Regions from separate parts of the Homo sapiens genome. Here region 1 is linked to region 2. A link is a loop called in an ENCODE intact Hi-C map of the cell type or tissue named here. Cell type or tissue: gastrocnemius medialis. All regions are shown on one strand. Each heading gives the region's core, and the rest is flanking DNA. Links, peaks and the distances in the headings are about the cores only. Region 1 overlaps COQ8A (coenzyme Q8A). Region 2 overlaps ITPKB (inositol-trisphosphate 3-kinase B).

Region 1 (5,372 bases), core at 266-5,265, 240 kb after region 2:
CATTTTGGACCCATAATTCTTCGTTGTGGGAGACCTGGCCTATACATTGTAGGATGTGTAGCAGTATCCCTGGCTTCTGTCTACTAGACTAGCACCGCTCCCCACCCCTTCTAGCCGTTGTGACCATCAAAAGTGTTTCCAGACATTGCCACGTGTCCCCTGGAGGGCAAAATCTCCCTTGATTGAGAACCACTGAGGTAAAACTCTAAAAAGAGTTGTCCTGTGCTGCCAGGGGTCCCTCTGGGACCTGCCCGTGAGTAGGTGAGAGGTTTAGGCAAAGGGTAGTGTTATGCCTCCTGCCCTAACCCAGTGGTAAAAGCCATGTAGATTGGGCTACCTGTGCACCTAGGAGGGCAGAGGCAAAACCTGCAAGCAGAAAGTTAGGAGGTAGACACCCATGGGCATGTACTGTGCCTGCTAAATGTGTGGCAGTGACTGGCTGGGTTGGGGGTGCTGGAGAATTAGAAGACTGGTAGCTTCTCGGGGATACTGCAAGACTAGGGGATTTGCACATGAATAACTATGGGCCAGTTTTAAAATAGGAAACATGCTTAAGCTGAGTGCTGGCACAAAGGCTAACTCAGCTATCCACAAGTGGTTCTTCAAGGAGATGCTTTATTCATCCTCACTTTTTGCTCAGACAGCTCTGTGTCTTGTGATGTGGGAGGGGCTGGGCCTGCATCTTCAGGGAGTGAGTGGCTGGGTGCATTTCAAACATACGTATGTGTATTTTTACACAGCAGCGTGGACATGGGTATGATTTGTGGAGTTCTTTTGTAGTTGCTTGAAGCATCAGTGTCAAGGTCAGTGAACCTTTTCTTTTTCTTTTCTCCTTTGGTCAGCCTGCTCACCAAAGAGACATATTTACGTGTGTGTGGAGAAAGATGCTTTACTTCTGAGTCTAAATTTTGCCTTCAGTGTAATCCAGAATTTATGCCCCAAATTTCTAAGTCCCAAACTGATTGGCACGCAGAAAAACTGAAAAACAGGGATTTCTTGCACAGGGCAAGGAAAACCATCCTAAGCCTATTCAGTGAGTTTCTTTTTCTTGCTGTTTTGATCCTGTGGGGATGTATCAGGATTTTCCTGTAACACTCCTTGGTCAGTTAGGGGATCTTTTGGGTGCCCTTTGTTGCCTGTAGAAAAGGATCAGGAAGGAAGGTCACTTCTCCTTTCTCAAAGAGAATTTTAAAGAAGGCTATTATTGGGAAGCTCAAAACTTGGCAGGATAATTTTCCAGTAAGAACCATGGACACTGAGTCATTATCTTTGTCCGTTGAAACAAGAGCTGTGTGCAAAATTAGACAGGAATATTTAGACAGAGAGTTGTCTTGATTTGACAGTGGCATCTGGAGATACTTCTGTCATTCCTGTTAAGCAACAGCCAGGAACTCGGGAGAGCCAGTGGAAAGGAGAGCTGGTGGGAGTGAGTGAGTTCGAGGGTCCTGCTCTTTCTGGAGTTGCACATATGGAGGGGTGGGAGCCCCACGGAGGTGGTTTGTGAGAAGTGAGGATGGCCCGAGTCCCCAAGGGGAGATAGAACTGAAGGCATGGATTCAAAGAAATTTATGCAGGTGGAATTTCTAGACTGACTACCTGACTGGATATATGGCTGAGATTTCTAATCAGGGGGAGGAGCTGGTTGATGGAGGAAGAGCTGGTTTGGGAGAAGGTGGTCATCTTAGTTTTAGACATGATGGGAGCCTATGGGACTTCTTTCCATCCTGTTTGATATAATTTGCATACGGTAAATTCATCCTTCTTAGTGTGCAGTTCTGCGCAGTTTGACAAACGCACATAGTCACATAACCCCTACCACAATCAAGCTATAGAACAATTTCATCACCCTCCGAAATTTCCCTGCACCCCTTTCCAGTTGCCTGTGGGTCTTTGAAGTGGTGATGCGGTATGTGTGTGTGTAACTTGGTTTGTTCTGGAAATGGGTTCGGTTGTTGAGAGGTCCTGCCTGGCCTGAGTGTGGGGAGGCATCAGTGCAGAGCCTGTGGAGGGGCTCTGGCACCCCAGGAGCCAGTGCAGATGGCAGGGAGGCAGGGGTGTCGAGGACCAGCCTGGGAACTCCCAGGCCTTGGAGTAGGTGGAGAAAGAGGAGCTGGGGGAGGAAGCTGAGGAGGTGAGGCCAGAGAGGAGGGAGGAGGGAGGGCTTCTGGGAAGAGTGTGGGGCCAGCAGGGAACACTGTGGGGCAGGGGGTGGCTGAGGAGACCCACTGGCTTGAGCCCTCAGGTGTCACAGAGGGGCAGCTTGGGGTTGGGGCCAGAAAGTGTGTGCCGAGGGAGCAGGGAAGATGGCAAGTGCACTCCATCCTTGGGAGATGGTAGCCATGTCCAGAGGGTGGAGGAGAAGCAGAGCCTATGGGAGGTTTATTTAAATGTTTGGTACAGGAGAGCAGAGAGTGGGCTTGTGGGCTTCAGGGGAGGGCTTTTATGATTGAAGGCAAAAGAAAAAAATAGGTCAGGGGCAAGGTCTTGTTGCGGGAAGGAGGAGGGATGGTCAGTGTGGGAGGAGATTGGACAGAGGCAGGGGAAGGGTCTGAGAGATGTGGCCAAGAATGTGCGGGCCCTCCTATCTGGTTGCCCCCATTTCTGGAGTAACAAAGGTCCGCTAAAGAGGGGTCGAGGCCTTCTGTTTAATGTGAGAGGGCCAGGGGTGGGGGCTTGAAGAGCCTTAGGTGCCTCAGCATCCTTTGAGGAGTTGTACCCTGAGAGAGAGAGAGAGAGAGAGAGAGAGAGAGAGAGAGAGAGAGAGAGAGAGAGAGAGTGAGAGAGAGAGAGTGAGAGAGAGAGAGTGAGAGAGAGAGAGTGTGTGTGTATGTGTAGAAGGGAGGCAGGAAGGTAGGTGTTTCCGGGTCATTTGGAAAAGCCCAGTCCCTTATCTCTCCCTACCTCTGCACCGTCCACTGGAATTTTCCATTTCCCAGAGGTGTGTTTCCTGAGAGACAGAGAGGCTGTAGCGCCCCTCTCTGCCTTTCTGAAGACAGCAGGGTTGGTCTGCCTCTTACCTCTCACTATTTCATAGAATCTCTAGAAGGATCAGTATCTGCGTTGTTTTGAGCATTACTCTTTCTAGACCCCGTTACATCCCAGCTTTCAGAACAGCCCTGTGTGTGCTCTCCTTGCTGACTTTCTGCACTCCAGGGATGCATGGCCCTTTCCTAATCTCTGGGAACTAGACCTCCTCCAGGTCAGTCGCCTCACTTACACATGAGGAAATGAGAAAACGCAGGCCCCAAGAGGAGAAGCGGTGTGCCTGAGGTCACCCGCGCTTGGTGGCCTTGCTGTTGGTCCTCCCCGTCGGCCCTCATCACAATATATGCGGTGTCATCTGGGAACTGGAGGACCTGGTGGCAAGTCCCTGCTGTTCACGGGGCTGGATGAGGGGTCCTGGGGACAGTCCACATGAAAAGAAATGTTAAAGTTCAAGCTCAGAGCCTGGGCCCCAGCCCAGTGTTTGTTCTGTGCTTGGCACATTTTTTGTTTGGCACTGATACTGGCTCAGAGGAGGGTAAAAGTAAGAGTCGATTGCCCGGTAAGCTGAAGGTGGTTACTGTTTGACACGTGCTTGAGCAAACATCTCTAATCTTCCCGAGATTGAAAAAATCCTGTGGCTCTTGCTCCCTAAGGTGTTTACAGCCAGCATGTGGTCAAGGGTTGGACATTGTGCTGCCGCGATGCCTGTTGTAGCTGCTGTTTACACCTGCTTGGTGCTCACGGTTCATGGGCCAGGGCTGATTGGCCTGCTGAGGAACAGCTGCCTGCTGGCTTCAGCCCCTCCTCTTTTCCCTCAGTCTTAGACAGGGACGGGGGTGACGCAGAGGAAGCAGTAGCAGTGACTGCGTCCCCTGCTCCCTCCCTGGGTCTGTGTGCCCACCATGAGCGGGATTATGAAGCTGGCTTGGAAACTCATCTGGCTTTTGCTCCTGTAAAAATCACTTTTTGAACAGGGTGCTGCTGCCATTTCTGTGGCTGTGCATGTTGGGGATTCAGGTTCCCCTGGTGCTCAGCCTCCTCGGTGGTCTCTTCAGTCCTGGGCTCTCGATGAGGGAGCTCAGGAAGCCACGGAGCCTGGGTGCCTGGGTCCTGCCTCACTGACTCATAATGCTAATAAACTCGTGTGTATGAGGACAGTGCCAGACCCCGTTGGGGGTACAGAACTGGGAAAGAGAGGGCCCCTCCCTCCGGAGCTTACCTTGCAGTAAGGGAAATGGGACAGGCACACACAGAGTCATACAGGGCATGGCGAGGTGACCTTAGGCCATTAAGAGATGAGGGAGTTTAGAGGAAAGGAGATGACTTGCCTATGGAGGGGTTTACCAGTCCAGCAGGGTGGCCAAGATTCCAGCAGGGGAAATGATATTCCATGGGGAGGAGGGAGCAGGATGTGGAAGCTGGAAAACCTGTGTGGGTGTTGGGCGGGGCCGGGGGTCCATTCTGGCTGAAGCGTTGGGGCACGGAGGCATCTAGCGAGAGGTATCGCTGCAGAGGTGTCTGGGGCTCCACAGTGAAGGGCCTTGCTGGCCAGGCCAGACCAGGGAGAGTGGAGATCAGCAAGGAGATGGCCACCTCTCCTGGGTCTGTGGTCCCCTTGCACCCTGCTGAGCCTCTTCTCATTTCTCGTTGCGTGTGTGGTTGTTGTCTGTCTAGGATTGCCCCTTGTCTGGGTTAACTGGGTGATTTTAAAAGCTATCGAGGTTTTACATACACATGTAGTGCCTAAGGGTTGTGTGTGACCTCAGGGCAGAACATGTTTATTTAACTTCCATACCAGTGATGTGTGCATGTCCACACCTGGCCTGTGTGTGGCATTTGGAGGTGATGCTAATAAAGGTTGGTGCTGGTGTTGAGTGTGGCAAGACTGAGGGCCGTGTGCCCGATGGCTCCTCCTAGCTCTTGCACACCCAGAGGCAGTCTTCAGTGTAGGGCGTCTGCCTCTTTCCACTATTTATGTTTAAGATCAAACTGGCTCTGGAACCAAGCTTTGCCTCTAGTGGGTAGGATCACTGGTGCTGAGAATTGTGATACCCTCAGTCCTGGCAGCTGACAAACTTTCCAGAGCAGGGAGTTTGGCCAGATGGCCTTTGAGAGCCCAGCTGGCCCCAGAATTTTTATGACTCAATTTTCTGTAACCAGGAAGACACATTTCAGGATGTAAACCTTGCTGATGTCTCATATTGAGTGACTATTGATTTAACAAAAAAGGAGTTATTGATTTGGGGCAGTGTTCTTCTCTGCTATCTCTCAGCTTCCTAGGCAGTAAGAAGAAAGGACTGGAGCCTGAGTCAGACAGGTGTGGAAGGGTCCAGCATCCCACAGCTTTGGCCCTTAGGAGATTGCTCAGCCTTGATGAGCTTTAATTA
Region 2 (5,372 bases), core at 313-5,312:
TGTCTGCAAGCTGAGAAGCAAGGAGAGCTGGTCCAAGTCCCAAAACTGAAGAACTTCAGAGTCTGATGTTCAAGGGCAGGAAGGATCCAGCAAGGGAGAAAGATGTAGGCTGGGAGGCTTGGCCAGTCTAGTCTTTTCGCGTTTTTCTGCCTGCTTTATTTTCTATCTGCACTCGCAGCTAATTAGATGGTGCCCACCCAGATTAAGGGTGGGTCTGCCTTTCCCAGTGCACTGACTCAAATGCTAATCTCCTTTGGTAACACCGTCATAGACACACCCAGCATCAATACTTTGCAACTGGCCAGACACGGTGGCTTATGCCTGTAATCCCAGGACTTTGGTAGGCCCAGGCAGGCGGATCACAAGGTCAGGAGATCGAGACCATCCTGGCCAACATGGTGAAACCCCGTCTCTACTAAAACACAAAAAATTAGCCAGGCATGGTGGCATACGCTTGTAGTCCCACCTACTCGGGAGGCTGAGACAGGGGAATCACTTGAATCCGGGAGGCGGAGATTGCAGTGAGCCCAGATCACGCCACGGCACTCCAGCCTGGCAACGGAGCAAGACTCCGTCAAAAAAAAAAAAAAAAAAAAAAAAAAAAAAACCCAGAACTTTGCAACCTTAAATCCAATCAAGTTGACACTCAGTATTAACCATCATCACAGCTATTAATACGATTTAATATATATGTGAGGCGCTTTACACACATTGCTGAGTTCCCACATAAACCCAATGCCAAAAGTGTTTTCACAGAAAATAGCTTGCCTAGAATGATATTAGTGATTGGCCAGGCTAGGATTGAAACTCAGGCTCTGACTCCAGAGCCTGCTTCTTCTTCCCAAAGGTTACACTGCCTGCAGAACACCACCTTCTGAGCCCCTCTACCTTTATCAGAATGAGAAGGGAGTGGGGGCCCAAACAAAATTCAAGCAAGAGAGGAAGAGAACACAAAAAGAGATGCTGGGAAGCTCAGAAGAAATTCACCACCTTGTCAAGGCCTGTGTCTTTTTCTGGATCTGGGTTTGTCATCATTTGCAGCTTTTGCTTTGACTCTGGATGTTAGATTACGTAGAGCACTACATGGAGCACACGGTGCCTTCAATGAGAAACCAGCAAGCAGTCAGTCTGAAACTGTTTCTATAGACGTGGACAAGACTTCTCACAATGTCCCAGCTACCCAATGACACTGATTCTAATGCTAACACACCTCCAGGCACTTCAAATGCTTTTGGCACTCTGACCAGAAGCTAGCCACGCAGGGTCTGTGTGAGCCGCAGCAAGGCTGTCTGCTATATAAGCTCAGAACTCCTGCTTTTGGAAGAAGTATCATTTCAACAGAACAGAAAGTGACACCCCAACAGTAGAATTCCTACAAATTCTAACTGTGCTAACATCTTCCTAACAACAGTCCTACTTAAAAACTTCACTTTGGCCGGGCGCGGTGGCTCACGCCTGTAATCCCAGCACTTTGGGAGGCCGAGGCAGGCGGATCACGAGGTCAGGAGATCGAGACCATCCTGGCTAACACGGTGAAACCCCGTCTCTACTAAAAATACAAAAAATTAGCCGGGCGTGGTGGTGGGCGCCTGTAATCCCAGCTACTCGGGAGGCTGAGGCAGGAGAATGGCATGAACCCAAGAGGCGGAGCTTGCAGTGAGCCGGGATAGCGCCACTGCAGTCCAGCTTGGGCGAAAGAGTGAGACTCCGTCTCAAAAAAAAAAAAAAAAAAAAAAAAAAAACTTCACTTTACCCATTTTCTCCAAGGACTTAATCTCTTAAGCTCCACAGAGCCATGGAGACGCACACAGCAAACTGTCAGCACACAGGGAGTAGGAGGGGTGGGACAGTCTTCCCAAATTCTGCTGCTGGCTGCGCCTGAAATGAGTACACACACTTCAGGGGCGCTCACTAACCCACCCAGTTGTGACTGCAGATGTCATGATGACTGAATCCTTCTGACTCCTTGTCAGCATCAGCACTCCCTAATTCTGCAGAATAACTGGTACCAAATAGCCATTTCCTGCTCATTCACGGCTCCCTTAACAGAAAACTCCCTCCTCCTTCCTCCCCTAAGTCCCATGCACACACAGAGAGGGAATCAGAAAAGGCAGGAAATGCTTGCCTAAGACCAGAGAAAATGCCAGGGAAGAGAGAGACAAGAAAATTCCACCAGGTCTATGTTGAGCAGGGAAATTATTCCCCCAAGAGAAAAGTTCAACTTGGCCCGGCACGGTGGTTCATGCCTGGAATCCCAGCACTTTGGGAGGCCGAGGTGGGTGGATCACTTGAGGTCTAGAGTTCAAGACCAGCCTGGCCAACATGGCAAAACCCCGTCTCTACTAAAAAATACAAAAATTAGCCGGGTGTGGTGGTGGGCGCCTATAATCCCAGCTACTCGGGAGACTGAGGCAGGGAGAATTGCTTTAACCAGGGGGGCGGAAGTTGCAGTGAGCGGACATCACGCCACTACACTCCAGCCTGGGCGACACAGTGAGACTCCCTCTCGGAAAAAAAAAAAAAAAGGGAAAGTTCAACTTGACGGCTACCCCTATTTCATCATGGTGAGGTACAGAAAAAGGATTCCCTTCTGCAGCGCTGCCTATCCTCTTCTGATGACCTCACTGTGGCTATCTGGTTACAAAGGCAGGCAACAACTGGCACTAGGCCTAGAGAGAGATGACCAAAATTGACTACGCTTGCACAGTAAGGGACTAGATTTAATCCAATCATTTGGCTCCAAGAAATGCACGAAATACAACTACTGGTATTCTCTTTATTCGGCAGATGGTAATGAAGACCCATTGGGAGGGTGCCTTCCCATTTTGTCAGTCTAGGACCTGAGTGGAGTCCCAACCGGGAAGCCTGGGGCAGTGTGCTAAACCAGCAGCCAACAGATACTGCATTCCAATAGTGGCTTCTTGGTCCCCTGGCATTTTTTGTGCTTACCTTTAACTAACTGTTCCTTGCCTAAGCTCCTTCCAACCTCAAGGAACTAAGAGAATTTCATTCCTTTCTAATTAAATATTTTTCCTCCAATAGATAATCCACACTGACCCTATCGAGGGAAAATCTGAGCTGGTGTAACTGCAGGAGGTGGTTTATTTTCATAACAGTAAAACATCTAAACCAAATATGCCCTGTGTTTCAGCAGCTTAAACATTGAGGTCTGACAAGAACCCGAGATTCCACTTTGCCTGCCAAGGGCTAAGTGTGTATGCTGAAGCGAAAGAAAGTGATTATGAGGAAAAATGGGGAATGTCTGAGTGGGTGAAGGAAAAAAAAAGTGCAAGATATTACTAGAAAAACCTGACTGCACACACAATCCTATCCCCTACGCAGGAGAAAGACCGAGTGCTAGCACCCGGGGTGTGAAAGCCTGCACCAAGGGACCCAGGAACCAGGCGTGCCTCCATTTCTCACTCGATTTGTTTACAATGAACGGACGGCGCCGGAGTCCCTCCGCCCTCAGCTCAGGCCCGGTTCCCACCGCCCGACGCTGGCTGGCCGAGGCAGGGGCGCGGCGGGGGATTTCGGGCAGGGCGGTGAAGCAGGGCCTGCTCTACAGGGGGCTTTTCTTCGCCGCGGTTTCTTCCCCTGTCGCTGCCCGGCCCCCACCTCCTCTCTCCTCCCGCGCGCGCTCTGCCCGCCGCCCACGCGCGGAAGCCCGCGGCCGGGGAGGGGGCGCCGTCTCCCGGCATGCTCGGCGGCGGTGCCGGTCACGTGACGGGAAGGCGGCCGCCCCTGTCGCCTTCGCCAGCGCTAGCGGGCCCGCAGCAGAGGCAGTAGCGGGGCTTGAAATGCTGACCTGCACCCCTGGCTTGCGCTCCCCCAGGCGGGAAAGACAAGGGGGCTGCTGTTGCTGCTTACGAAAAGAATCTCAGCGCTGCTGGCCGCCAGCTTCCGGCTTGGGAGAAAGGATGTGTTTCAGTCTGGGTTTCCTCATTTGCAAAATGGGTATACTTTTTGTAGGGTTGAACTGTAGGTCAGCAGGCTCCCAAATCCTGTCTTTCCTTGTCCCCCTCACCCCCAAGAGTAACAACTTTTAATTAATTTTGTTCAAGAGCTAATAAAAAAAAAATCTTCATTTCTTTGGATGACACTGTGCCCAACTCCACGGTCAGCTTGCAGAGCGTAGCGGTTCTGCCCGAAACCCATCCGCCCAAGGCTTTTATTTTCCTAGATCTCAAACAGTGGGAGGGTCGGACTCTAAATACTATTTGTTTAGACCCCTGAAAATTTTTGATAATTCAATCTTAAGCCGAATTCCGTTTACCTTTACAGTATGAAAAAAGAGTGACTACGAAATAAAGAATATAAACATTAATAGTACAAGCACTTCAGAAAAATGTTTAGCATGCCGTAAAATACCAATTACAAAGCATTGTTAACTCTCAATAATTAGATCTCCGATGTAATTATACATGACCAATAAAGTAATAACACTACTTATCTTTAAAAACATTAATATAACCAAGACTACCCACATTGCAACAGGTTATCATACCTGGTCAACACGAGAATTCCCTGTAAAAAAGCTTCTCGTGTGTGCTAATGAAGATGTGTGAGAATGGAGAATAACTCAGCTAGTTTATTTCCTGGGCATTTATGAAAAACTGAATTGAGCGGGCAGCAATGAAAATTGTCATTCTGGGGAATGCAATATTTTTCCGCTTTGGGGAAATGAGCAAAAACATGTGACAAAAGCACTGGAGATAAAAGTGACACTGGGAAAGACAGTTTACAGTGGCTTGAAACAAAGCAGTGCATCATTCTGCCAACTTTACAGCCAAGCTTTTTTCAGAGATCATTGGCTACTTAAACAGTAAGTAATGGACGTTCAACAATGCTGTGCCCAGTCTAAAACTAAGAGGCTTTTATCTCTACCGATGACATGAGAAAACCTGTGACTACACACAGCCTCGACTTCATTTGAAATCTTGAGCTGGAATGACTTTTCTTAAAGTCAGAGGCTCCTTTGCACAGTGGAACAAACTCCTCATAAAATTTACAACTTGAAAGAAGTACTGGCAAAAGCTTGTACTTTTTAAAAGAATCACAGCATTGCTCTTGCTTGGCCAAATGTATTAAATGTTCAGAGATGAATTCCAGAATAGATAGGAGATAAGAACAGCATCAGTAACTGGGATAAAACCAGAAGGGCCTAAGAAAAGTTATAGGTCAGTTACTCAAAGGCTCCCCACATTCAGGCCACTCTCCCACAGAGCAAAATTATCCTAACATTATGTAAAACATTTAGGTGCTAATTCCTTTATCCCTCATCTCACATTTTTGATGTGAGAACATTCTGATGGCCAGAGGAAGAGAGGAGAGTCCAGAAACATACAACTTGATGTCGGTCAGGCACAGTG

What was found. A loop is a pair of places that touch in the nucleus more often than their neighbours do. Peaks named below come from ENCODE experiments on the same cell type or tissue, not always from the same donor. Only the 100,000 strongest peaks of a DNase experiment are listed, where the experiment ranks them.
Region 1: it touches region 2 in a loop (4-fold over the local background); 1 of 110 quality-filtered maps calls a loop at or near these places.

What each region holds. Positions count from the first base shown.
Region 1 is chr1:226,941,974-226,947,345 of GRCh38, forward strand. The region is part of intron 1 of COQ8A (coenzyme Q8A); the gene reads left to right. Among named protein-coding and RNA genes, the nearest start is that of COQ8A, 4.4 kb to the left of the region's middle. In gastrocnemius medialis, for the core only: a CTCF peak has its summit at 2,940; DNase peaks (open chromatin) are centred at 688, 1,418, 3,248, 3,738 and 3 weaker places; H3K4me3 peaks cover 4,500 bases; H3K27ac peaks cover 5,000 bases.
Region 2 is chr1:226,699,890-226,705,261 of GRCh38, forward strand. All of the region lies in intron 2 of ITPKB (inositol-trisphosphate 3-kinase B), which reads right to left. Among named protein-coding and RNA genes, the nearest start is that of ITPKB-IT1, 28 kb to the left of the region's middle. RefSeq lists a silencer at 3,383-3,812. In gastrocnemius medialis, for the core only: no CTCF peak of the experiment used is centred there; DNase peaks (open chromatin) are centred at 2,632 and 3,722; H3K4me3 peaks cover 2,071 bases; H3K27ac peaks cover 4,264 bases.